Regions from separate parts of the Homo sapiens genome. Here region 1 is linked to region 2. Evidence: chromatin loops called from intact Hi-C (ENCODE). Cell type or tissue: PC-3. All regions are shown on one strand.

Region 1 (8,000 bases), 89 kb before region 2:
GCCAATTACCAGTTACAGATGTTTCCTGTCTATAGGGAGGCTGCCTTCCCCTGGTGCTGGTTGCGACCAATTATTATTTTAGAGAGTCAGTTAAAAACCACCTGACCATCACCAGATGGTCACCTGACTTTCCTGGTGGGGGTGTAAGGAGGGCCCTCTCCTGCCCTGCTCATGCCTAACTAACTACCTACTGTAACATTTCCACTTAATTCCAAAGGTGTATTTGAGAAAACATCAGATACTCTGACTACAGAACCCATGCTCTTAACTACTGCTTAATAATTAGAAGTTAGAATTGATATTCTCTTAATGTTAAGGCCCCTAACCAAAATCTGTGTTTGAGTGAATGATTTAACCTACCTCTGCAACTGGGTTGAGAAAAAGGTACTTGTGAATTGGAGTAGAGTTTTGAGTTTTTTGTTTGTTTTACTTTTAGTTTTGTTTTTTTAATTTATAAATATTACCAAGATAAAAGGGCAATTAAGACCCAAGAGGTTTATATCGTAGTGAGAATGCAATACTTTTGACTTGTACATTTTATCAAAACAGGTATTTTTAGTCATTTAAGAGAGTTATAGAAAACTCTCTAAGTCATCATGCTTTAAACACAATTTCAAGCAATAATTACTCCTCAATGCTAGTTTCCTATGACTGCAGTAAAAAATGAACATAAACTTAGTACCTTAAAATAGCACAAATTTCTTATCACATAGTTCCAGAGGTCAGAAACCAGGCCTGGGTTAAAGTCAAGGTGTTAACAGGGCTGCGTCACTTTCTGCAGTCTCAAAGAAATAATCTACTTTCTTGCCTTTTCCTGCTGCTAGGGTCCACCTGTAGTCCTTGGCTCATGCTCTCTTCCACCATCTCCAAAGCTAGCAATTGCATTCTGATCTATATTTCCATCACAGTATCTCCTTCTTTGACTCTTCTGCCTCCCTCTTTTATCTTTCAAGACTCCTTGTAATTGGATTTAAGGCCCACCTAGATAATATAGAATAATCTCCCCACATCAAGATCCTTAACCTAATCACATATGCAAAATCTCTTTTGACAAGTAAGGTAACTATTCACAAATTCTCAGGATTAGGATGTTGATATCTTTGGAGGACTGCTATTCTGCCTTCTATATAATCTGACAATTAACAGCTACACAAAACAATATAAATCAAGAGGGGAGTTATTGGATTCAATTAATCTTGAGAGACTAATGATTTTAAGAAGCAAAACAAGATATTTACCAACTCTAGATTTTGTTCTCTGAACAAAAGGAAAGTTAAATTCTAGTAAATTTCCTGAGCAGACTCTAACTTAGTCTGATTTTTAATAAAAACAAGACTCAATTATCAGCTATATGGCATTCTCAGTACATTAACCAACCTTCCCAGTGAGAACAAGAGAAAGTGATAGATAATTTCTTTAAAAAATATATTTTATTTATTAAAGGAGCAAGAAGGAATTAAGAAATATTTAAGTCAAATTCTAAAACTCTTAATTAAAATTATCAAATAATTCTTATATTTAAAGCACCAATAAATATGAACACCATGTGAAAAAATTGCAAAATTACATAGAATAAAATAATTTATGAGCAAAAGCCAGTAGAATAAATAAAATAGACAAATAAGATGGCATTGAGTACCCTTGGGAGGTAATTGTCTCCCCCACTGGCAGCATCAGTGAGGGCCGAGTGAAAGTCTTTACTAATACTCCCCAACAAGCCATGTCAGATGACCTAAAATTCCACTTCCATGTTGGTACATTATAACAAAAGACCAAGTAGTGAGTCTAGACTTGCACCATTTCCAAGTTCTATCAAAAGGTGCCCATCTCCCTCCCAAATAGAGGGTAAAGGAAGGATATCAAAGAGAAGGAAGTTGGAGACAGGGAATCTTTATATCTGCATAGGAAGTACTGAAAAGACCCTGCAATGACTCACACCTTAATGTGACTAGTATCAACACACAGAAAGGTTTGAGAACTAAACTACAGTGTAGAAAATCACACTGTTTCAGAATGCCTCACAAGTGCTACACAAAGTAAACCAAAATAGCACTGCAAGGGCTGTGGATAGTAAATTGTTATTGGAAACACAGCTCAAAAGAGGAGGCCAGACTTGCACACTAAAATAAGATGAATTCCTAGTAAAACAGAAGATTTAAATAGAATCTGAAGTCTCATATGCCTAGGATATAATAGAAAATTACTCATCATACCCCAAAAAACGGAAAATTACAACCTGAAAAAACAACAGAGGTCAAAATGCAAATTATTTAGATATTGCAATGATCTGGCAAATATTATGAAGCAGAATTTATAAAAATGCTCCAATGATCAATTATAAATATTGTTGGAACTAATGGAAAAAATATATAATCTTGGCAAAGGAGCAAAAGAAATAAAATAGAGCCAAATATAATATAATTTACAGAATTAAAAAGTACATTAACTGAGATAAAAATTCACTACATTAGCTCAACAGTAGATTAAAAAGAAAAGAGAAAAGAATCAAGAAACTTGAAGAAAGAATAATAGAATTTATCCATTATGAACAAGAGATAAAAAGTAGACTGGAAAAAAATGAAATTAGCCTTAGAGTCCTGTGGTGCAATAGCAAAAGATCTAACATCAAAGTTCCAGAATAAGAGGTAGAGACAATACCAGTAGACCATACTAAGTTATAGAGGTATATTGTCACACTTAGAACAACTACTAAGATAAACAAAGTAATATATAGAAAGGTACTGTAAGTAAATCAAGATAGAATTTTAAAAGTATTCAATTAAGAAAAGAGAAATATCAGAAGGAGGAACAGAAGAAATATATTGAGAATTTGTGACTTGTTACCTTAGTTGGCAAGAGTCTTTGCATATGTGATTAGGTTAAGGATCTTGATGTGGAGAGATTATTCTAGATTATCTAGATGGGCCTTAAATTAAATTACAAGAAATATTATAAAACACAATAAAACGGTAAGGGGTAAAATCTCAGGCCTGGTAGAATGAGAAACTTGGTTAACTTGCTCTCCCTCTAAAACACTGTAAACACGGTCATGCATCAGTCAATGACAGGGATACATCATAGAGTGTACTTACAGGAACCTAGGTGGTATATCCTACTACACACCTAGGGTATATTGTATAGCCAATTGCTCCTAGGCTACAAAACCTGTATACATGTTACCGTCCTGAATACCGCAGGCAATTGTAAAACAAGAGTAAGTATTTGTGTATCTAAATATATCTATACTCAGAAAAGTTGCAGTAAAAATGTGGCATGAAAAATTAAAAAATGTAACACCTGTATGGTGCACATACCATCAATGGAGTTTGCAGGACTGAAAGTTGCTTGGGGTGTGTATTAGTCAGGGCTCTCTTAGAGGGACAGAACTAATAGGATAGGATAGATAGATATGATATGATATATATGTCATATATATCTATATATGATGTGATATATAGAGAGATATATTATATATATGATATGATATATAGCTATATCTGTAATATATGATATATCATATATATGGGAATTTATTAAGTATTAACTTGCAGGGTCACAAGATCCCACAATAGGCTGTATGCAAGCTGAGGAGCAAGGAGAGCCAGTCCGAGTCCCAAAACTGAAGAACATGGAGTTCGAGGACAGAAAGCATCCAGCATGGGTGAAAGATGTAGGCTGGGAGGCTAGGCCAGTCTCCCCTTTTCTCATTTTTCTGCCTGCTTTATATTCTATGGCAGTTGATTAGATTCTGCCTGCCAGATTAAGGGTGGATCTGTCTTCCCCAGCCCACTGACTCAAATGTTAATCTCTTTTGGCAACACCCACACAGACACACCCAGGATTAATACTTTGTATCTCTCAATCCAATCAAGTTGACACTCATTATTAATCATCACAGGGTGAGTCAGTGAATTACTCATGAGTTAATGTGAAGGCCCAGGATATTACTGTATACTACTGTGGACTGTAAAAACACTGTACACTTAGGCTACATTAAATTTATTTTAAAAATATTTTTCTTTCTTCAATGATCAATTAAATTTAACTTTCTCTAATGTTTTTACTTTATAAACTTTTAAATTTGTTAACCTTTGTTTTTAAATAACACTTAAAACATAAACACATTGCACGGCTGCACAAAAATATTTTCTTTTTTGTATCCTTATTCTGTAAGCTTTCATCTATTTTTATTTATTTGTTTGTTTGTTTATTTTAAGAGACAGGGTTTCACTATATTGCCTAGGCTGGCCTCAAACTCCTGGGCTCAAGATACCTTCCAGCCTCAGCCTCCCAAATAGCTGGGACTACAGGTGCATGCCACCATACTTAGCTTTCAATTTTAAATTTATTTATTTACTTACTTTTAAAACTTTTTGTGTAAAAACTAAGCCACAAACACACACATGAGGCTAGGCCTACACAAGGTCAGGTTCATCAGTGTCATTGTCTTCCAACTCTACATCTTGTCCCCCTGGAAGGTCTTCAGGGGGCAATAACATGCATAGAGCTGTCATCTCCTATGATAACAATGCCTTCTTCTGAAATACCTTGTGAAGGACATGCCTGAGCGTTCTTCTTCAGGATATATCACTATTGTCAGAAATATGCCCATGGTTAGTTGTTTGGTTTATTTCATTGTTACATCACAGATGTGCTTAATGCACCATAAGCATTCCTCTCTATTAATGAAAACCTTTTGTTGTTGGGGGTCCGTATAACCTTTTAAAAAATCTTGCTGAGGTCTTCAAAGGCTTCTGCTAAACCCTTCACTCCAATTTTCTTGGGGGTTCTTCATCATTTTTGTATTATTGCTTTCAATGAAGCAGATCCTCTAATAGCTTCCATCAGTTTCTTCTTGTTCTTCAAGATCATAGATCATGGTGGAATGGGATATGTGTGACTGGCAATAACTATCACTGAGTTTTCATCTTTGGAGTTTTTAATCACTTCTATTTGTTTATTTATTTTTGAGATGGAGTTTCGCTCTTGTCACCCAGGCTGGAGTTCAATGGAGCGAACTTGGCTCACTGCAACTTCCGCCTCCTGGGTTCAAGCAATTCTCCTGCCTCAGCCTCCTGAGTAGCTAGGATTACCGGTGTGCGTCACCGTGCCTGGTTAATTTTGTATTTTTAGTAAAGATGGGGTTTCACCATGTTGACCAGGCTGGTCTTGAACTCCTGACCTCAGTTGATCTGCCCACCTTGGCCTCCCGAAGTGCTGGGATTACAGGCGCGAGCCACTGTGCCCGGCCCTTAATCACTTTTAATTTTGCTTCCAGGTCAAGCTGTCAACCGTGGCTCTTACTGGCAACATTAGCAGTGGATTTTCGACACTTAAGGGCCATGATGAACAAAATAACAAGAGATGTAAATCAAGCACAATAGAAAATGATGCAATTAAGAGACTCAGTAAACGTAAGATGTAAGAAGTTGCTGCCTGCATAGTATACTTTTTTAATAAGTAAAAGAAGTACACTCTAAAATTACAGTAAAAGTATATTAAATACATAAACCAGTAACTAATTGTTTTTATTATTATCAAGTATTATGTACTGCACATAATAGTATGTGCTATCATTTTAATATGACTGGCTGCACAGTAGGTTTGTTTACACTAGCATCACCACAAACACCTGAGTAATGCATTGCACTATGATATTAGGATGGCTACAATGTCACTGAGCAATAGGGATTTTTGAGCTTCATTATAATGTTATGTGACCACTGTTGTATATGTGATCTGTTGTTGACCAAAACATCATTATGCAGTACAAGACTGTACAACTAAAGCAACCTAATAAACAACTATTTTATTGCAAAACCAATGAAAATAAACCATTTCCACAGAACAACCCAAAAAATTGTCTATAAAAGAGAAACTATTGAACCGCAATAAGACAACAGAGGCCGTAACATTTTTACTTGAGGTTATTTCCACCCTCCCCCTCCAGTTCGGTGGTGCAGGAGTCAAAACTGAATGGTATTTCCAACAATGGAGAGCTCTAACTACTTTTGGAGTTCTGTTAGTGCACAATCCCCAGAGAACAGTCAATAATTTATCTGAACTTACAGCTCCCTTAGAAATCTCTGTTCTCAGAGTAGGGTGGGTATTTGACTCACAGCTCAGCTTAGAGAGAAAAAAAATGCTATGCCTAACCTACGACATTACAAAAAAAAAAAAAATTCATAAACTGCTGGCAACATCTCAGCTATCTAAGGCTGTGATATCGATTGAGGCAAATAAGTACCTGAATGAGAATTGAAAAGCTAATCCTGGAGAATTAAATGACCATAGGAAAAGCTCCAAAAGATTCCAAGGGATTTAAAATGATGCGTGTATGTATGACAATATGGACATGCCCAGAAGAGGACAAAACACAAGTCACTCAACTCTGACTGACCTTGCCACCCTGTAAAAGCAGGAAGAGAAAGGTAAAGCCTTTTTGAAAGCTCCCTAAAGTGTGAAGACATACTTTCTCACACAGATTCTCTTGACAAAGGGTAGAAGTCATTTGGGAAAGGCATTTAAGGAAATCTGGCCAATCACTGGCTGACCACTAAATTTACAATGACCCAGGTGTGATCACTAGGAATCCAGGCTTGAAATAAAAATTAGTACTTATAAAAAATCTGGCAGAAATCCCAGAGGCCATACACTAGAGAGAATATATAATTTAGAGAAATAGTCCAGGAGAGTGCTAAACAAATAAGTGTGAACAAAAAACAATAGCACAACCACAAGAGTAAAGCCAACAATCACAAATCTTGGGGATATAGGAATCAGATACCAGAGTTGACAAAATATATACTTAAAATTTTCATTTCTGAATGAAAAATTACAAGACAGGGAAAGAAACAAAAATATATCACATACTAATGGGTATAAAAAGACACTAGAAAATAGCACTAAGAGATAACTAGAGACAAAGGCTTTCGATCAGCTAATGCAACTATCTTCAAAGACTTCAGGAAATCACGTTTATAGAATTAAAGGAAAGTATGACAAATATCTCCTCAGAGAATATCAATAGAGAGAAATTATTTTAATACAATCAAATAAAGATTCGGGAGCTGGGAAATACAATAACTGAAATTAAAAATGGACTAGAGGAGCTCAACAACATATTTGAATGACAAAAGAAAGAATCAGCAAACCTACCTGATGAACAAAAAGAAACAAAAAGAGTAAAGAAAAAAAACCCAGGCTGGGCGCGGTGGCTCACGCCTGTAATCCCAGCACTTTGGGAGGCCGAGGTGGGCGGATCACGAGGTCAGGAGATCGAGACCATCCTGGCTAACACGGTGAAACCCCATCTCTACTAAAAATACAAAAAATTAGCCGGGCGAGGTGGCGGGCACCTGTAGTCCCAGCTACTCGGGAGGCTGAGGCAGGAGAATGGCGTGAACCCGGGAGGCGGAGCCTGCAGTGAGCCGAGATCGCGCCACTGCACTCCAACCTGGGCGACAGCGAGACTCCGTCTCAAAAAAAAAAAAAAAAAACCCAGCACATCAGAAACCAGTGGGACACCATCAAGAATACCAACATATGCATAATGGACACACAGAAGGAGAAAATAAAGGGGCCAATTAAGTATTTGAAGAAATAATGGCTGAAATCTTGCTAAGTCTGATGAAAAACACTAATCTACTGGTCCAAATAGCCCAGGAAATTCAAAATAGTATAAACTGAAAGAGAACCACATCAAGACATACCACAGTCAAATTGAAAAAGTCAAAGACAGGGAGAAAAATCTTGAATGCAGCAAAGGACAATAATTTAACAGAAACAAGTTTTTTCAATAAGATTGGCAGCTGACTTCTCATTAGAAATCTTGAACAACATAAGACTATTGTGGGGTGATATCTTCAAAGAATTGAAAGAAAATGACTATCTCTCCAGAATTATAGAAAATCTCCTCCTAGAAAATCTCCTTTATAAAATCTTGTTCAAAAACGAAGGTGAAATTAAGATGTTGTTAGCATATCAGACTTACAGGAAAT
Region 2 (8,000 bases):
ATGTCACATACACAAGGTCTCAGTTGAATCAAATGTGGTCTTTTCACATTAGATGTATGCTAATCTTTTTCAAGCAGTCAAACTTCAAAATACACTGTTTTATTTACTATAAGTACTGGATTTCTATAGCAAACTAATGAAGGCACAGCTAGTGCAAGCAGATTTAAACCCTTAGTCTTATGGGCTGGAAAAAAGAAAAAAATAAAACACTTGCATTGGTACTTCATGAACTTTTTTTTTCAAGCAAATATTTGTTTCAGTTAACAATTCTGACAGTTTCACAGCTACAGTCTAACAGAAACATGACCAAAGGACATCACAAAAATCAACACTGTGTAGCACCAAACTAACATGCTTTAGATAATTGACAACAGCTTACATATTTTGAAGAATATTATACTACAACAGCCTAGATAGAATAAACTGGCACTTAGACACTTTTTAGGACTATTTTTAAAATATAGACTACCAAGAAACCACAAAAACTTGACTATAAGGAATAATAGTGTTCAGGTTACAGGTCAGGGTTTTACTTTTTTCAAGGCTGTATGAATCTGCTTCACTTCTTGAGATTTTAAGATTCTTGAAAAATCTTTCAGATTGACTTATTTTCTGTATTTCTTGTTTCCATAATGTTTGCCAAATTGATAGTAGGTACCATTGACTTCTCCAGTATAGTAATAGATTGATTTCAGGATGACATTATCATGTAAAATCTGCCCAATTTCAAAGTCCTCATCCAGGATAGCATCTTCTCGTGGTTCCAGCTTCCCAATCATAGGAATCTCAGGAGGACTAAAGAAGTTGAAGAATGATGCATTAGGAACCACTCTTGGCTGGATTTCAATTTCTCCAGTAGCAGTTGTGCGACTCTGGGTAGTTGTCACAGTAACATCTTTTCCTCTTCTCCAGTCTATCTTGCAGCCTTTGCAATCTTCAATTTCCCATCCCCAAGAAAAGAAGGGATCATTGTGATCTGGTTTTGCCTTTATTATATATGTCTTCACCAGCACCTCATTTCTGAAGTATGGGTTGGGTAGAAAATGAAATTCAAAGGTGTAACTTACAGGCTGGCCAGGTTTTGAGAACTTCAGGCTAACATCCGACAAGAACTTCAGAATGGGCTCATCATACTTCTGAATCATAGGCCCGAGCTTGTCAACATTCTTTAAAACAATCAGCCAATAGTCAGGAATGCCTTTAGGGTCTTCTCTTTTAGGCTTTCCCTTCCTAGCTCTTTTAAGATCTACACTGTCCTGAAGCCTTTCCTCAGGAACTCTTTTATGAGTCTCTCTTACTGCAGCCCTTGCCTTAGCCTCTGTTGCTTTAGGCTGTTCTTTATCATCTGCCTTTACCTGGGGGACTTCTTTAGGATCTTCTTTTACTTCAGGGGTTGCCTCCATACAGTCTTTAGAATCTGCTTTTTCTTCAGCCTTTACCTCAGGAATTTCTTTAGGAACTTCCTTTTCTTCATCCTTCACCTCAGGAATTTCTTTAGGAACTTCCTTCTCTTCAGCTTTCACCTCTGGGTTTTCTTTAGGGTTTTCTTCTTCCTCACCCTCTAAGGGAGGCATTTCACTAGGGGTGTTATCCTGCACCTCCTCATCACTGCTGAACTCCTCATCCTCTGAATTCCATTCACATTCTTCTTCTGTAGGCTCGTATTCTGCATTGATGATTTGAAACCGCCTATCATACAGAGGCTTGTTGAGTTCAGCATATTTTCTTTCAAGATCATGAATTGCTTTTAAGAACAGGGTATCTACCTTGTCACATTCATCTTGAATGTTTCTAAGCGCTTGCACACGATTTCTAACTGCCTGAGGCAGCCTATCCACGAAATTTGTTCCCAACGGGGCCCGCCGCGCCCTTCTGGAAGGCTCAGGTACCCTCTTCTTTCTATACAAGCGGCTGCGGCTGCTAGTGCTGCCGCTGCTGCTGCTGCTGCTGCCGCTGCCGCTGCTGCTGCCACTAGTGCTGCTGCTGCTGCTGCTGTCACTAGTGCTGCTGCTAGAGCTACTGCTGTCAGATTCTTCCCCAGAATCACTAGTCGAGCTAGCCATCTCCTCTTCGGCAACCCCATGGGCGACAGGTTCCGAGACCATTTTAAAATCTGCTTCTGCCATCTTGCAAGCCTACAAACTCTACCAGGGAGACCGCGCGACCAGAGATGGGCAGAAAATGACTCACGGATGCTTGAGTGGCGGCGGCGGAGGCCCGGGCTGCGGAGGTGGCAGCGGCGATGGCAGCAGCGGCGCAGAGCGGAGCTGGAGCTGGGGATGCAGAGGCCGGCGCTGAGGTGGCAGCGGCAGTGGAGGCTTGGGCGACAGCGGTGGCGGCAAGGCCTCTCCCGGCTGCAGCTAGAGTGCCGAGATGTACCGCAGCCGAATGGCGCAGTATGAGACCCCGAGATCTCTTCTCGTTTTAGATCGCGAGCCCCCTCCCCTTGCAGTCAGACCTCCCGTTAATTTCGTTCCCAGTGTGCCTTTAGTTCGCTCCTCATTTGCTGGTCCACCTTAATTGACAAACTGTACGCCCAACGAACGGCCAAACGCCACTACTCCTGGCTCCGCCCACCTTCCCAGACGCCGCTCGCTGGCTGAGGTGCGACCCCTTGGAAGGTGTCCCCCTGCCCCCCAAAAAGTCTATATTTATAGTTTTATAATTAAAAAAGAAAAAAAAGCGTAGACATGAGGTAAAAATACCAGCCATAGTTCCTAACAAGGGCAAAAGAGGCGTGTCTTCCTTCTCCCATCCGCCCACCCTGAATTCCCGTTTAGTTTGTCACGGGTCTCTTGACAAAAAGCTGTAAAAAAAAAAAAAAAAAAAAAAAAAAATTGAATGAAAATGGTCCAAATGGCGTCATTGGGTAGTGTGACTATGGACGATTTAAAAACAAAACGATTTTCTCTAAATATTCTATGAGCATGCATTTTTACACTGGATAAAAAAGGGGAGAGTCGGTTATTGGCAGAGGAGGGAGGGACTAGACAGCAGGCGTATTGCATTCCACGAAGCTGATTTAATAAGTGCTGTCTGTGATGTTTGGCAAGCCTGGTTTATATCCATCTACAAGGTTTGCGAACCCATGTTGCCGTGAGTCAGTTACACCATTTTTATTATATTTCTCTTTTTAGGCTGGCATATTATATACCCCAACCTTGCTGCTAACTTGCCACGTAGCCCTTCTCAATGCTTGTAACAACCTTGTAGATAAAACAAAGAGGTATTAAATGTTAGGTAGTATTGTTAAAAAGCAAATGATTTGCGTTATACTTTTGTGCAGCAGGTTTCAATTCCAAGAACAGTGGGATGGGAGGGGGAATTTGTGCTAATGAATGTGCATCTTCTGTCAGTGTATGCGATGTCATCTGCCACCAATTTCCTTCTAATGTTGTAAAATTCTAGCCATACTATAGTATGATTTACAAGTCCAGTAATATGTGAATAAACTTTTGCAAAATGAAGTTTAAAAACGAGTATTTGTTATTTTTATTTACAGGATTTTTTTTTCTGCTACAGAACAACTCCCTTGGTACAATAAAAAAGACGAGTATTTACTTTTCATTGAAAGGTAAGGATCATATTTAGCACATTTTAAAGAATGACAAAAATTACTCATCTCCATCTGAATAAAAGTTTACAGGATACAGTCATTTAAAGATTTATTTTAGAGAATTATCTTGATAATTCTATGGAAACAGGAAAATCCACAGAGGTAATTTGGCATACTAATGTAGACAATTACATACTTAACCGCATTAACTATCTAAACCTGGTCATAGAATACAAGTGGTAAATTAAAATATGAAATATGATAAATTATTCATTTCAAATGAGGAAATGTATTAAAGTTAGATTAATCTTTATAGAATTTGTGCTTTGTCATGTAATCACGTTTTTTAAAAGTTAGGAAACGCTTTTCTGTTTCATAAATGCATTTACTTTTATTGTTTATCTCTAATTGTCAAAGTCTGTGAACATTGCAAAGATAAAACAATATAGAAAATTCCAACAGTAGTAAAAACACAAAATCTTAACCACCAAATGATAAGAATTACTAGCATTTTGATGCACTTCCTTCCAGAAATTTCCTTGTGCATATACATACCTGCCTATTTATGTATACTGCTTTATCTATGTGACACCATATTATGTTTTGTAATCTTTTCATTTAATTTATCAATTACTAATGGCTATATTTTCATGGCAAATGATCGACATCTTATTTTTAAGTAAGTGCATATTCCATGGAAATAATTGCCTTAATTTATTTGACCAGATTCCTGTTATAGGGTGGCCATTTCTATACCATCTCTCCCCTTAAATACATACTATTTTCCTGCTATAATCAAAGTGTCCCTGGATACCTAAAGCATGTATTTCTATGCACTTGTGAAAATTGGTCATAAGATAAATTCCTAGAAATGGATGGCTTGGGGATGATCATTTCATATTATGAAATTATTATTGTATACATATTGCCAAACTCTCTGCAGAATTATTATCACAATTTACAGTTCCAACAGTGCATAAAGTTCATTTTTTTGTTATTCAACTAATATATTTTTGTGCTTGTCATATGCCGGGCAAATGTGGTAGAGGATTGTAGTATAATGGTGAATGAAATTTACTAAGTGCATATCCTTTCGTTGAATAATTTTAATCAAAACATATGTTATAGAAACAATGATTTACGTCATTGATGTTATACCATAAATATTGTTCTGAAACTTACTATTTTTATTTTAAATTATGGAGATTTAAAAAAATGTATGCTCTTATGTTTTAAACTTTGTAGCATTAGGAATTAGTATTTTAGAGTCAGTCATGAGTTAGGGATCCAGATTTTTAAAATATTTATTTTTATTAGCTAGCTAATTCTTCTAGTACCATTTATTTGGTAATCTTTCTATCTCCTGCTTACTTGAAATGCTATTTTGATCACATTAAATAAATTGCTTGGGTCTGTCTCTAAATTCTTTTCTGATCCATTGGTCAGACGTTTGCTGCAAACAACTAATGAGTCGGTTTTAAGATAACTTTACATTTTGTGAAGATGATATGTGTTCATTGATAAAGTCAGGCAATACATTGAAATACAAAGAAGAAATTAAAAGTAACTCAAAATACCACTGAGAAGTAATCACTACTTACATTTGTAATCAACATCTCCAAATTAATTTATCAATATTATGTATTCATATTTCTTAGATTAGTGGTAAGATTGTCTTTTCATATGTTTATGTTTTTTTGAGAATTGTCTATTCATATTTTTTTGCCACTGAATTAAGCAAGAAATTAATCAATGGTGAAATCCTAAAGGTAAAATGATTTTGGCCTTGACTTAAGACAACTATGATTTCTTCAGGAAATAACGCATGATATTGGGCAAATGTGACTAAATTACTTTCAGTTACTTTCATATTAAAATTGGTTGTTTTTTTTTTTTTGGATACTTGTGGGGTTTTTTGGATGCTTTTCAAGGATTACAGATTACTACTTAACCACTCACACTGATCCTGGAAAAGTTTGGAATGGAACATGGAGATGAAAAATAGAAAAAAGCTTACAAAAACATCATACAAAAATAATGTACTAATCAACAATTGTTATTTTCAATTTGGAATTATTTTTTCCAGATATAGGCAATGAAAATGGTTGAAAGTAGATGACTTTTTCTAATCACAATTCTCTACTTTAATTGTGTATACATAGGGATCTTGTAACACACTTATTTTTGTAGCCTTTTTTTTTTTTTTGGTCAATTAGTTTCTTTAATTTTATGTAGTAGGTATCTAAAAGAAAATAAGCTTTTTCTTCATAATCAATTTAATTGATGCATTATATCCTATTTGTTCTACTGTGAAATATAAGTATTAGTTTTATCATATCATATGCTTGTTTTTCTTAATAAGGTTAGATATAAATTATTTGCATAGTGATATGTTTTTTTGTTCAATTAACATGATTTTTTGGCGGGGGGGCTAAATGTTCATGCTTCTACATGAGATGATACATAACACAGAATCTGATAGTATACTCAGACTGAACATAGTACATTAACATCTGTTGATACCTCCCTTAATATGAACATACACACAATCCCTTCCACCACCCACTCCTACCACACAAACACGCAAGGTATATAATGACAAGTGTAGCAGCATTATCTTTTTTTGTAGGTATCTAAGAAGCAAAGCATTGCAAGTTCATTTATTTTTGAATGACTTCCTCCTGTTCTTCTTGGACAAGTTGTATCTGAATACACAAGTGAATTCTTTTTTAAAAACCATTTTATTGATGGATAATAGGCACACAATAAATGTGTGTATCTGTGAAAGTATCACCACAGACAAAATAATGAAAATTGTGTCATCCCTGAAAGTTTCCTCATATGCCTTTGAATCCCTCCTCTTGTCCCTAGATATTCACTGATCTGTTTTCTGTTCCTATAGATGAATTTGCATTTTCTAAAATTTTATATAAGTGGAATAATGTAGTATGTTCCTCTTTTTGCCTGTCTTTGCAGACTTATTTTGAAATTTACCCATGTTGTTGTGTGTATCAGGAGTTTATTTTTCCTGTTTACTGCTGAGTAATTATTCATTACCTGGCAATACTACAATTTGTTGATGGGCATTTTTGTTGTTTTGAGTTCTGGGCTACTACAAATAAGGCTGCTATGATCATTGGTATATAAGTTTTGTATGGACATATGTTTTAATTTCTTTTAGAAAAATACATAGGAGTGGAATGACTGGATCACATGGTAGGTGTATGTTTCACTTTTTAAGAAATTACCTGTTTTCCAAAGTGGTTGTTTTGCATTTCCACCAATAGTGCTCACATTTGATATGGGCAGTGTTTTAAAAGTTAGCCATTCTAATAAGTATTCAGTAGTATTTCATTGTGATCTTAATTTATATTTCTTTGATGACTAATGATGTTGAATACCTTTTCATGTGCTGATTTGCCATCCACATATCTTTTTTGGTGAAGTGACCATTTGTATTTTGTCCATTTAAAAAAATAGGATTGTTGTTTTATCATTAAGTTTTGATAGTTCTTTATATACTCTGGATGCAAGTTCTTTATCAGTTATAGCTTCTGCAAATATTTTCTCTCAGACTGCATATTTTCTTTGCATTCTCTTAAGGGTGCCTTTTACTGTTTTTAAAGAGGAAATGTTAGTAATTTTTATATTGATACATCATATTTTGGGGGCACATGTGATTTCAATACATGAATACAATGTGTAATGGTCAAATCAGGGTAATTGGGATAAGAAGTTTGCAATTTCGATGAAGTCCAGTTTATCTTGTTTTTCTTCTATGGAGCATACTTTGTGTGTCATCTCTTAGAAATCTTTGCTTAACCCAAAGTCACAATTATTTTCTTCCATTTTTTTTAAGTTTTATACTTTTAGGTTTTGCATTTAGGTCTGATACATTTTTGCAAAAAGTACAAGGTATGGATTGAAGGTTTATTTCTTTTGATATAGATATGCAGTTGTTCCAGCACTATTTGTTGAATAGACTGTCTTTTCACCACTGATTTGCCTTTGCACATTTGTCAAAATTAGCTGTCCTTGTATGTGTGGGTCTATGTTGGAAGCTCTAATCTGTTCCTTTGTGTACTGATTTTAATGACACAATCGGTAGTTATCCATTTGTTAGATGCATTTGGGAAAGAATGAGAACAAAATTGTGTGATAACAGAATTTCATTACAATGGAGACAGTCACAGGAGCTGGATCTTCATCCTTGACCTTTCACTTCTGCTCCCAACTATGTGAGATAAAGGGTCAGATAACAGCAGTAAAAACCTAGAAAAGAAATAACAAAAAGAAACATAAATGTTCTTCTATTTTGTGGAGTTGCCAGTGTGTAGATGTCCATAGCCCAGCCACAAGAATGGTAGTTAGCATTATTCAGGAGCACAAATAATGCCCTTGTTTTTCTCACTCCTGATAAAGAGAGACCTGCTTGCAAAAATGG

The links. A loop is a pair of places that touch in the nucleus more often than their neighbours do. Peaks named below come from ENCODE experiments on the same cell type or tissue, not always from the same donor. Only the 100,000 strongest peaks of a DNase experiment are listed, where the experiment ranks them.
Region 1: a loop joins it to region 2, with 2.7 times the contacts of the local background. A loop is called at or near these places in 2 of 110 quality-filtered maps.

Annotation. Positions count from the first base shown.
Region 1 is chrX:93,581,943-93,589,942 of GRCh38, forward strand. No RefSeq gene overlaps it. Among named protein-coding and RNA genes, the nearest start is that of NAP1L3, 88 kb to the right of the region's middle. RefSeq lists an enhancer at 3,173-4,372. In PC-3, no CTCF peak of the experiment used is centred here; no DNase peak of the experiment used is centred here.
Region 2 is chrX:93,671,179-93,679,178 of GRCh38, forward strand. NAP1L3 (nucleosome assembly protein 1 like 3) reads right to left here and starts at 2,400. Exons shown (of 1, transcript NM_004538.6): 1 at 1-2,400. The coding sequence starts at 2,126. The coding sequence ends at 606. It overlaps FAM133A (family with sequence similarity 133 member A), which reads left to right and starts at 3,028. Exons shown (of 4, transcript NM_001171109.2): 1 at 3,028-3,096; 2 at 3,503-3,574. In PC-3, no CTCF peak of the experiment used is centred here; no DNase peak of the experiment used is centred here; H3K4me3 peaks cover 2,516 bases.